2 separate regions of the Homo sapiens genome follow, and region 2 is linked to region 1. A link is a contact called in ENCODE Hi-C or POLR2A ChIA-PET data. All regions are on one chromosome and are shown on one strand. The core of a region is the stretch at or near the end of the contact, and the rest is flanking DNA. Distances in the headings are between cores, read along the strand shown. Region 1 holds the start of SVBP (small vasohibin binding protein). Region 2 holds the start of SLC6A9 (solute carrier family 6 member 9).

Region 1 (5,218 bases), core at 100-2,599:
GGGCCTCTACCTGGCATGAGTAGCTGCTTTCCGCACCAAATCCAGAACATCTGTACTGGGGGTGTCTGACACTTGCGTGCTCTCTCTCATTCTGACCCCTTCTTTCCCCTTACATATCATTTTTTTTCCTTTCTTCCTTCCCTTGGGTCTCTTACCACAAAAGCTCCGCACCAGACTGGGGTTCTGACACTAACTTGGCATGTGATTCTGGGCTGCCACCTCACCATTCTGAACCTCAGTGTTGTCCCCTCTAAACCTGGGAGAACACCCATCCTGCCTGGAGGCAAGTATGGCTCGCTGTCAGTTCTCCTTTCTGCTGTTTCTCTATTCCAGCATCATCTCCAGCAGACTACAGGCATACAGAGCCTCCGCCTTAATCTCACCTCTGCTCTTTGTCTCTGCTTCAGCTCCTGCTGGGCTGATTTCTGTTTGGCCTTCTCAACTCTGCTGACAGATTCTTTAACTTTGGTTTTTTCTTTACGTGCAGGTGGATCCATGGCTTGACTTCTGGATATTTCTTAGGAGGCTCTGATCTGGGTGGTACAGAAAGAGGCAGATCTTCAAAACAAAACAAAACAAAAAATACCCTGCCAGTTACTCCTCTAATCCTTTAGCTCCGCCCCATCCTTTGCCAGGTGAGGCAGAGTGGTCTGGTGGCAAGGGCGCTGGATGTGGGGGAGTAGGAACCGAGTCCCAAGGCCACAACCTCGCTGGGTGTCCCTGGGCAAGTCTCCTCCCCACTTTGAGCCTTAGTTTTCTGTCTGCAAAATGGGTTAAGTGTTTTCCTGGCCTCCCTCCAGGAGCTGCTGTGTGCGGGTGAAATGCAAAGACCCCTGTGAAAGCGTTGCCCACTGTGCGGCGTGCGGCACCCAGCGCGGAACCGTCCTAATGGGACGCTGAGACCCAGAGGGCGCCCAGGGTTTTCCCACTGCGGCCGGCCTAACTCCGCCGCAGCAGCCGCTCCTGGGGCCAGGGGGCCGGGCCCCATAGCCAGCCGGGCCCGCCCCCCACCGCCCGGCCCCCCGACCCCGCCCCGGCCCGCCCGGCCCCAGGGGACGGCCCCCGCCTCCTGCCCTCTTCCCTCTCCTGGAGGAAAATGGCGGTCGCTGGAGCCGCCGACCAAGAGGCTTGGGAGTCTGTACCTTTCCCGACCGGGCCACTGGAAGTTGGAGCCTCCGCCGAGTCGCAGACAACGCCTCCGGGAGGGTAATCCTCGCCTTCCCCCGACCACTGGACCCAGCGCTGCCTGCCCACCGCCCCTCGTCCTGGGCGGGGCCGCGCGCCGGGGGGAGGGGCGCAGGGCCGAGCGCCAGGAGGCTTCCGCCCGCAGGAGCGGCCGCGCGTGCGCAGAGAGGATGGCTGGAAACCCGCGTAGAGGGCGGGGCGGGGCAAGCCGGTGCCGGGGCGGGGCAGGGGCGGAGCCACACCGGGGTGGGTGGTGGTTACGGCTAACCAAAGCTTTTTCCCGTTATATTTTCTGCAACAGCTACTAGGTTTTAGAGGGTGAGATCCGAATCCTGGAATTGGAATTGCTCAGAATTCGAATTCCGAGGCTCAATTTCTTAATTCGAAAAGTGGGGATTGATGATTGCCACCTTCTTCATTCATGAGTTTATTGGGAGGATCAAGTGAGATCCCGTTTGCCACAGTGCTTTGAAAAAGGAAATCTTGACAGAAGTACCAATAGCCAGTATAAATACAGAGAACATTCACGTTCAACTGATTACCGAGGAGATGTAAATTAAAATAGCTGGCTGTAATTTTCCAGGTATTACATTAGCAAGGATTGACAAAAATGATAATAGCTACCTTACATTTGGGCTTACTATATTCCAGGCACTGTTCTTACAGCTTCACATTTATTAACTAATTCCTCATAATAAGTGTGTATAATGTATACGTGTATATTATTATCCCCATTTACACATAAGGGAACAGAAGCATTGAAAAGTTAAGTGAGTTGTCCCGGGTCACACAGCTTCTAAGTGCTGGAGCAAATATTTCAGCCAGGATTCATAGGACAATGGCCTTATCCAAAGTAAAACCCTGTTTGGGTCCACTATTTGTTCCTCTATCAAACTGGCAAGAATTGAAACAACTGATAGATGCTAAGCAAGCAATGAACTCAGCCCAGATGGACACACGCTTCCAGTCAAACTGTAAATCGTTAACAGCCTTTCTGGAGGTCAGTTTAGTACTAGGTATCAAAAGCCTTAAAAGTGAGCACAATGCCCCAAAAAGACAAATACTGCATGTTTCCATTCATATGAAGTATCTAAAGCAATCAAAGTCTAAGAAACAGAAAGTAGAATGGTGACTGCCAGTGGCTAGGAGAGAGGGAAAAGAGGAATTGTTTAAAGGGTATAGAATTTTAGGTTTGTAAGGTGAAAAAGTTCTAGAGATCTACTGCACAATGTTTATTTTTTATTTATTTAATTTTTAAAAAATAGATGGGGTCTTGCTCTGTCACCCAGGCTGGAGTGCAGTGGTGTGATCATAACTCACTGTAACCTGGGCTCAAGCAATCCTCCCACCTCAGCCTCCAAAGTATCTGGGACTACAGGCACACACCATCATGCCTGGCTAATTTTTTAAAATTTTTTTGTAGAGATGGAGTCTCACTGTGTTTCCCAGGGTGATCTGGAAATCCTGGGCTCAAGTGATCCTCCTGCCTCAGTCTCCCAGAGTGCTGGGATTACAGATGTGAGCAATTGCGCCCAGCTTTTCCAAAATTTCTACAGTAAACGTTTATACTTTAGCAATCAGAGGAAAGTACATTAAATGTCTTTTTAAAAACCCTATACAAATGCTGATTCGATTATTATTAATAAAAGTAACCAAGTCAGAGTCTATTTCAGAAATCTTGATGTAGTACTGGTATTTTACATTTGTGTCACATGGTATGGTTTATAACGTTCATATAAGCTATGAACTAGATTACAGCTGAAGACACGGCAGGACCTTTAGAAGCCAGCTAAAAACAAACCAGCTATAGGGAATGGAGGAGTGGAAAAGCCACATGGAAGACTGGAAAAGTAGTGGTGCCACTGAGCCACTGTTGAAAGTGGAGAAGGTGTGATGAGTTGGTTTGGGAAACGGTGAGGAAGAGGATAAGTTAGGAGCGTGTGTGTGTGTGTGTGTGTGTGTGTGTGTGTGTGTGCGCGCGCGCAAGAGAGGGACCGAGAGAGAGAAAGAGCTAGATTACGCTTCAAGTGGCAATAGGCAAGAAGAATTGTCCAGTGAGCAATTAGAAGATTTCAGAAAAGAACGGAACTGGAGATACCAGTTTGGGATTCTACATTCTTTATTGGGAAGGTGAAGGTTGGAGCCAGGAGGGAGTGAATGTTGAGGCTGAACACTGTCAAAGTCCCCTCTCTATTCTTTCCATGAGTTTATGCTTTGTCTGTCTCTTTTGTGTCTACCAGTGGACTCTTGGCCAGGCTGCAGAATTTCCTGGTTTGTTGAATGACTAGCAAGAGTTTATAGTAATATAACTAGAATATTTTTACAGTTGAGGTATATACTACACTAAGATTATATTCACTTTATTGAATAATATTTTTTCTAGAGTCAAAAAATTATCTATTTTTATTTGCTTAATGATCTATGCATCCCTTGTTTATTTTTTATTTTCAGAGGTGGGCTCAAGTGATCCTCCCGCTTCAGCCCCTCAGTGGCTGGTACTACAGATGTGAACCAGGTCATTTACCAGTGTCTTTTTTTTTTTTCTTGGCAGCATCCCTCCTTAGACTCATCCTCTCTTTGCTCCAAACTCCTCTGCTTAGCCTTGCTTCACAGCTCTTGTCCTAGGATTAGGGACCTAACCACATTCTGGGGATTCTCTTCTTGTTTCTCCTGTGCCAAATCCCCTGCTCTCTGGATCTTATGTTTTTCCATTCTTGGTTTATTCTCTCATTTTGGAGGAGTATGTTCTCCACTAACTCCCCAGAAGGGGTTCATGGAAGCTAAATTTTTGAGTCCTTGCTTGTCTAAAAATGGCTTTATTTTCTTTCATCCTTGAGTGACAGATTTCCACATTGGAAATTATTTTCCCTCAGAAGTTTAACGGCATTGATTCATTGTCATCTAGCTTCTCATGTGGCTACTCTTGAGGAGACTGATTTATTCTGACTTGTGTTACTTCCCATATATTTTGTTTGTTAATTTGTTAATTTGTTTAGGATATTTTTCTCCTTTATCCTTGATGTTCTGAACGTTCATAACAAACTGTCCTTTAAGTATTTTTCATTCATTATGCTAAGCACTCGGTGGCCCCTTTCAATTGGGAAACAAAGTCTTCAATTCTGGGAAACGTTCTCTGTGATCAGTTTCTCTTTTTTTTTTTTTTTTTTTAACAAATAGAGACAGGGTCTCCCTATGTTGGCCAGGCTAGTCTTGAACTCCTGGCTTCAAGTGATCCTCCTGCCTCAGCCTCCCAAAGTACTCAGATTACAGGCATGAGCTGCTGCACCCAGCCAGTTTCCCTGTTTTTAAATTTTTCTTCATGTTCCATTTCCTGGTTTTGTTTATTCTAATTTACAAGAGATTTTCCTGAGCTGTATCCCCTGGTTCTTCTATTGAATTTTTTCATTTCTGCTACAAAAATGTTAATTTCCAAGAGTTTTTGTTTGATCCCCGACTTTCCTTTTTGGTAGCCTCTTGCTCTTATGTTGTGGATTCAGGATCTTCTCTTATTTCATATTTCTGAGGATTCCAGTTGTAATTTTCTGCTGTTTTCTTCTGCTTCCTAGATTGTCTCTGTTGTTTATTTTGGTCTCTGGCTTTCAAGTTGGAGCTTATCCTCAGACAATAACAGCTACCATTGAGTATCAGCCCCTATTTTAAGTATTTTGCATGTTTTAGCTAATTTAATCCTTACAACAACCCCGGGAGGTAGAGCCAGGCCCTGGTCCCTCCCATCCCAAGCCTGGAAGGTTCTCAGTTGAGAATCAGCTTTCTTCTTGCTGATGTCAAGGGTTGATGTCAGGAACCCTTTATCTGATGTTTCCCCCAATCCTGCCTCCCTCTGCAGGCACCTGGGTTAGAGTTCAGTTTTTCCTAGCTCTATTACTAGTGAGCCCTCTGCTTTCCTTCATTAAAGAAATGTATTGACATCTCTATTGCACAGTTACTTACTGTCCTGTTCTCTTTGTCCTTATAGGCTTTTCCTTTTGCACTCCAAGATTGTCATTTTAGATCATTTTGGGAGGTAACAGAG
Region 2 (5,556 bases), core at 2,990-5,489, 1.2 Mb after region 1:
GCTCAGGCTCTGGGATCTGGTAGGCCTGGGCTGGATTTCTGGCTCAGCTACTCACCAGGTATGTGATTTCGAGTAAGTTACTTAACCTCTTTGAGCCTTAGTTTTCTCAGTCTGGAAGATGGGGCTAACAGTAGTTTCCTCGTAAGTTCTGAAGTTTCTGCCTAATTTTTATCCTTTCCACAAGCCCTCCACATGTTCCTCCCCTCCAATCTGTTAATCTTCCCAAAGCCCTAAATCCCTGATTCTCTCCAACAGTTTTCCACAGCCAACAGGATATGGCCTAAATTGCTTAGCAGGCGTTTAAGGCTGGCCACAGCTGGACTCATTTATTCCACAATATTGATTGCAGGTCTGCTCTGGACCAGACCTGTGCTAGGCACCAAGAACTCAAAGGTATCTGCACTCCTGCAGCTTACAGACTAAGGGGCAAGAGTTAAACCAATGACTAAAATTTAAAGAATTACAAACTGAGACCAGGAGTGGTGGCTCACGCCTGTAATCCTAGCACTTTGGGAGGCCAAGGCAGGCAAATCACCTGAGGTCAGGAGTTCGAGACCAGCCTGGCTAACATGGTGAAGGCCCGTCTCTACTAAAAACACAAAATTAGCTGGGCGTGGTGGTAGGCGCCTGTAATCCCAACTACTTGGGAGGCTGAGGCAGGAGAATCACTTGAATCCAGGAGGCAGAGGTTGCAGTGAGCCGAGGTCACGCCATTGCACCCCAGCCTGGGCAAAAAGAGTGAAACTCTTATCTCAAAAAATAAAAAATAAAGAACTGCCTACTGAGATAAAGGGTGTAAAAGACAAAGATTGTGTTATGAGACTCTACAATAGGGGGGCCTGGCCTTGTGTAAGACTAGGGGAGGGCTTCCCTGATGAAGTGATGTTTAAGGGTCTAAAGAAGTTAATTAGGCAAAGTGGCAATAATGAGGAAGAGAAGAGGAAGAGAGAGTCAAGCAAATGGAACAATATGTGGAAAGGCTCTGAGGCTGGAGCTCAGACAGTCAGGGGGAAATGGTCAAAGATTAAAGTGGACAGAGAGGCCTGGCCAGGGCCTTTGGGGTCTGGATTTTGGTCTTCATCTTGAGGGCAAGGGTGCCTATTGAAAGCTTTTAAGCAGAAGATCAACTTCAAGGAGGAGCCATTGGTGGAATGTGCATCTTGAAACCATCCCCCTAGATACAGTGTGGAGAAAGGACTGGAGGGAGGCTGAAGTTGAAGAGAGGAAGTCAATTAGAAATGGGCCAGGCCAGGCTGGGCGCGGTGGCTCACACCTGTAATCCCAGCACTTTGGGAGGCCGAGGTGGGTGGATCACCTGAGGTCAGGAGTCCGAGACCAGCCTGACCGACATGGAGAAACCCTGTCTCTACTAAAAATACGAAATTAGCTGGGCGTGGTGGCAGGCACCTGTAATCCCAGCTGCTCAGGAGGCTGAGTCATGAGAATTGCTTGAACTTGGGAGACAGAGGTTGCAGTGAGTCAAGATTGTGCCATTGCACTATTGCCTGGGCAACAAGAGCAAAACTCCGTCAAAAGAAAAAGAAAAAGAAAAAAGAAAGAGAGAGAGAGAAAGAAAGAAAGGAAGGAAGGAAAGAAGGAAGGAAGGAAGGAAGGAGCCAGGCCAAAAATGAAGGGGCTCAGGTTAGGAAGGTGACAATAGGGTGAGGAGAGGTGCACAGATTTCAGAGAAATATAAAAGGCAACATGGCGAGACTTGGTGATGAATCGGACTGGGTAGGGGGAGGGATAAGAAGGAGTCTCTGGTTTCTGCTGGTGCAGTGGGAGGAAACCGGTGCCCGACCCAGAGGACGAATGCTGGTGAGGCTGCAGGTTTGGTGCGGGGACAGGAGGGCTGGCTTGGACAAGCTGGTCTGAGCTGCTTGTGAGCCAGATGTTGAGACATCAGCCACAGAACCCTGGCCCACCTTGACAGTCTCACCGCTGAGTATCAGACAGGACTGTCAGGTCAATCAGTTTTAACGGTCCATCTTGGCCAAGCCCTGGAGTCCTCACGGGGGATGGAAAGGTGACAGGCTCTTTTCCTAGCTTGAAGGACCGCACAGTTTAGTAGACAGAGGAAGAAGCATAATTTCCATTCACTGTGTTGGAGGAAGTGGAGGAGCTGTGGGAGCAGGAAACAGCCCTTAGTTCTACCTGGGAGCCCAGGTCAGCAGCCTGCGGCCATCTGCCGCCACGTGAGACTACCCAGCACTTGCAGAGGGCTCCTGCTTCATGCCTTTGCCCCGGCACCCGTTCCATGTTTTTTGAGCACCCTTGTCTCCACTTCCACCTGTATGTATCCTACCCATCCTCAAAACCTATCCCAATGCTATTATCTTCATGAAGCCTTCCTAGGTCCTCCCCGTTGCTGTCAGCCTTCCTACTGTACCCCCACGCTTGCCACACGTAGCAATTGAGGCATGCTTCCTTGTGCCCAAGTCTGGCTCCCCACTAGATGGAGAGTTCTACCAGGGCAGAGGCGTGATTCTTCTGTGTCCCCAGAGCCGGGAACTGAGCAGGTACAGCCGCAGTCGCCGCATAGGCCAAGTAAAGGGGGCGTTTTCTCTGCGGTCCTTGGAAACACTTGGGCATGCTCAGTGTCGCCCATTAGTCCCTAGAACCAGTCCCCTCACCCACTACTCTCCAACCTTCTGATGCTCCCTCACTTTGGCAGTCTTTAACCTTTCAGGTTTTTCTCTTTCCCCACTCCTCGCCCTGCAGCCTTTATTTCCCAACGGCCGCACCCTCACGCTCCTTTCAGCGGAGAAATAGACCGCGCTTTGTGCGGAAGCTGTCAGCGAGCAAGCGTCCCGTCTCCTTTAAGAGTGATCCGCGAGGGGGTGTGGCTTGCGGAGAGCAGGCCCGAAAGGGGGTGCGGCTCCTTTAAGTATCCGCCGGCCCGAGGCGCGGAGGCCTCCGGCCGGCGGGCAGGGGCGCGGTCGGTCTGGGAGCAGCGGCACCGCCCGCAGCGTCCCGGTTCCTCGAAGTGGGGCGCGTCCGCTTTAATCGGGGAGAGAGATGTGGGGGCACGGGCGTTACATCAGCCGCCACGTGTGGGCCTAAGCTGGCGTGGAGGCGGCGGCCCCGCCCCCGGCCCCTGCGGTGGAAAAGTACCGGGGCGCCGAGGTCCCCGCCCCACGGCCCCGCCCCCGGGCCGGCACCGGCCCCTCCCGGCCCTCCGGGCAAGCCCCACTCTCCCGCCCGGCCCGGCCCCGCCGCCTGCTCGAGATCTGCAGTGGCTGCCGGGTGCGGAGCGCCGGCCGGGGGTGGGCTCTCCAGGGCTGCTAGGCCCCTGCCCTCACCTGCGGCCGCCCGGCCCCGCCCTAGGTGTGCCGGTAATGAGGGTTGGGGTGGGGAGGGCACGGATTCTTCCCAGGGTAGCAACCCCCAGAGAACTCCCGGCTCGCTCGCAGTCCCTTCCCAAAGCCGCGGCCAGAGCGCGGACAAAGAGAGGCTGAGTGCGCCAGGACTCTCCCGCGCGGCTTCCCGGGTCCCGCGGGCGCACGGGCACTGGAACCGGCACCGGGAGGGCAGATAGGGAGGCAGGCCGGCTGGAGGGGCCAGATAGGCAGCCAGGCTGGCGGGCGCTGAGAGGCGATGGAGCGAGCGGGAGCCCGCACGCTGGGTGCAGGCACGGCCGACTGTCGACCCCTGCAGGCCCCCAGAGCGCAGAACCACTGGCTCCTCGGACGGACAGTGCCACGCTCTGGCTCCGGCGCTACCCGCACAGCCTGCGCCCGCCGCCCCCGATCGAACCGGCGTCTGGCGCCCCCCCGCCACCCCACGCAGGAGCTCCCCCCACTTCCCTCTCCCTCCCGCTTCAGCTCCTTGGTGACAGCGGTGACACCCAGACGCGCGCACCTACCCCGATCTTTGCGGCGAGACAGACATCCCGGTGCGTGCACCCACACTCTTACCCACAGATGCCCGCATACATGCGCGATCACACACACACACACACACACACACACACACGCACACGCTGGTCCTGGGGCTCAGCCCCGCGGAGCCGCCGAACACTCAGACCGACGGCAGGACAGACGGAGGCGCGGGCCCCAGCGTCCCTTCCCCCAGCCCCCTTACCATGCTGCAGCCCCCGGCCCAGGCGTGCTGGGTCCGCACCGCGGTGCGCCCAGGTGGCTTTCTTAAAGGGAAAGTTGCATCAGCCTCCCGAGGCTCTGTGCCGCGCCGAGTTCGCCCGCCCCGCCGCGCCGCTCGCAGCTCTTCCACAGCCTGTTGTGTTTTGGTTTCGGGGAGGCGGGGGCTAAGAGTTTGGTGAAAGTTTGAAGAGTGGAGAAGGCTTGGGAGATCTAGCCAAGTCCCTCCCCTACCCGAACGGCTCCCCTGGCCGTCCTCCCCTCTCCATCCCATCCCCTCCTCCCGTGCCGACTTCTCAGGCTCCTCCTCCCAGGGAATAAAATTACAAGTCTCTCCAGCTTTCAGATGATTGATCCCCACGAACCCCTGGGAGTGAGCGCCACAAAGGAGTCCCCTTCTCCGCCCCTGCCTCGCTGCCCTCCAGCTGGGGCCCTTGAGCAAGCAGATGTGGGCCCCTTCGGGCTAGGCTGGAATGAAGCCAGAAGGCCTGGGGCACTATGGGGGGCTGAGGCTGGAGTTAGCCCTCCAGGCCCCTGGCCTTCTGCGCCTGCGTTTCCCCTAGAGAGAAGTCAGAGCAAATTCCATTCCCTTTGGAGCAGAGCCGCTAGAGACTGTGGGCATTGCTGGGTAAGGCCTAGGTCCTACTCCTTGGAACTGGAGGGCTCGGGGTAGCCCTTTCTCAAATTTCCCTCCTGGACCACCGGCTTGGTCAGCTCTACTTTTGAGGTGGTGTTACAGGGGCTGCAGACACCAACCTGGGATCCCTCCTCCTTCCATGGTGAGACAGACCTGGGTTACAATCTCAGCTAAAAAAGAGTCTTTGCCAAAAGGAGCATGGTGAGCCTCGGTTTCCTCCTCTGTGAAACAGAGAGAAGGGGCTAAGGAAATGCATGTGTGTGTATATAAAGCCCATTGCTCCAGGCTGCCTCTGGGGAGTGGTGGCTGGCATTTGGAATGAGCCTCCCACATTTGCATACCTTGTGAGAGCCACCACCTTTCATGGAGAGTGGCCAGTTAGTTCTGTCAGAGGAACTGGTTTTTGCCCCAACCTGAGTAGGGCATCTGCTCAGGGAAGGGGCCCAGCCCACAGAGGCAATTTCTACTTTGGACCCTGAGTCCTCACCATTTTCTGGCCAGGAAACAGTTTAATTTTTTTCCTTGGGACAGTCAGCCTCCAAGAAGCGAGTGCACACATGCCAAACTCACGTGAAACCAATTGTTGAGTGAGATTCCAGTTTATTAATTTATCAGAGGCACTGAACAAGATAACAGGCATCAAGCCCAGGCATTCCCTGAAATGCGAGCTCTCTCAGGCCACACGCGGTCCATTCCACAAACCTTCCTCAGAGCCAAAGTACAAAGACAGCTCTCTGTTGTCTCCTATTCACATTGGACTCCTGATCAGATCTGGGAAGACACCTTAGTCTTATCAGCGAGATTATTTTCACTTTTACTTTG

Evidence for each region. A loop is a pair of places that touch in the nucleus more often than their neighbours do. ChIA-PET counts read pairs that join two places held with the same protein, here RNA polymerase II (POLR2A). Pooled maps may share reads with other maps.
Region 2: a loop to region 1 is called in a map with no recorded cell type, with 18 times the contacts of the local background. The contact joins the promoter of SLC6A9 here to the promoter of SVBP in region 1. A Hi-C loop is called at or near these places in 1 of 37 single-sample maps with no recorded cell type and 4 of 50 pooled maps. POLR2A ChIA-PET finds 5 or more read pairs at or near these places in 2 of 52 experiments (both activated T-cell).

The regions. Positions count from the first base shown.
Region 1 is chr1:42,816,048-42,821,265 of GRCh38, forward strand. It overlaps SVBP (small vasohibin binding protein), which reads right to left and starts at 1,350. Exons shown (of 3, transcript NM_199342.4): 1 at 1,143-1,350; 2 at 384-533. The coding sequence starts at 497. ERMAP (erythroblast membrane associated protein (Scianna blood group)) reads left to right here and starts at 1,075. Exons shown (of 12, transcript NM_001017922.2): 1 at 1,075-1,206. RefSeq lists silencers at 224-293, 854-1,053, 1,204-1,493.
Region 2 is chr1:44,027,223-44,032,778 of GRCh38, forward strand. It overlaps SLC6A9 (solute carrier family 6 member 9), which reads right to left and starts at 4,240. Exons shown (of 14, transcript NM_001024845.3): 1 at 4,084-4,240. It overlaps LOC107984948 (a long non-coding RNA gene), which reads left to right and starts at 3,192. Exons shown (of 2, transcript XR_007066054.1): 1 at 3,192-3,327. LOC124904168 (a long non-coding RNA gene) reads right to left here. Exons shown (of 4, transcript XR_007066055.1): 4 at 5,321-5,505. RefSeq lists enhancers at 1,615-2,174, 2,175-2,732, 3,374-3,970 and silencers at 2,842-3,391, 3,712-3,781.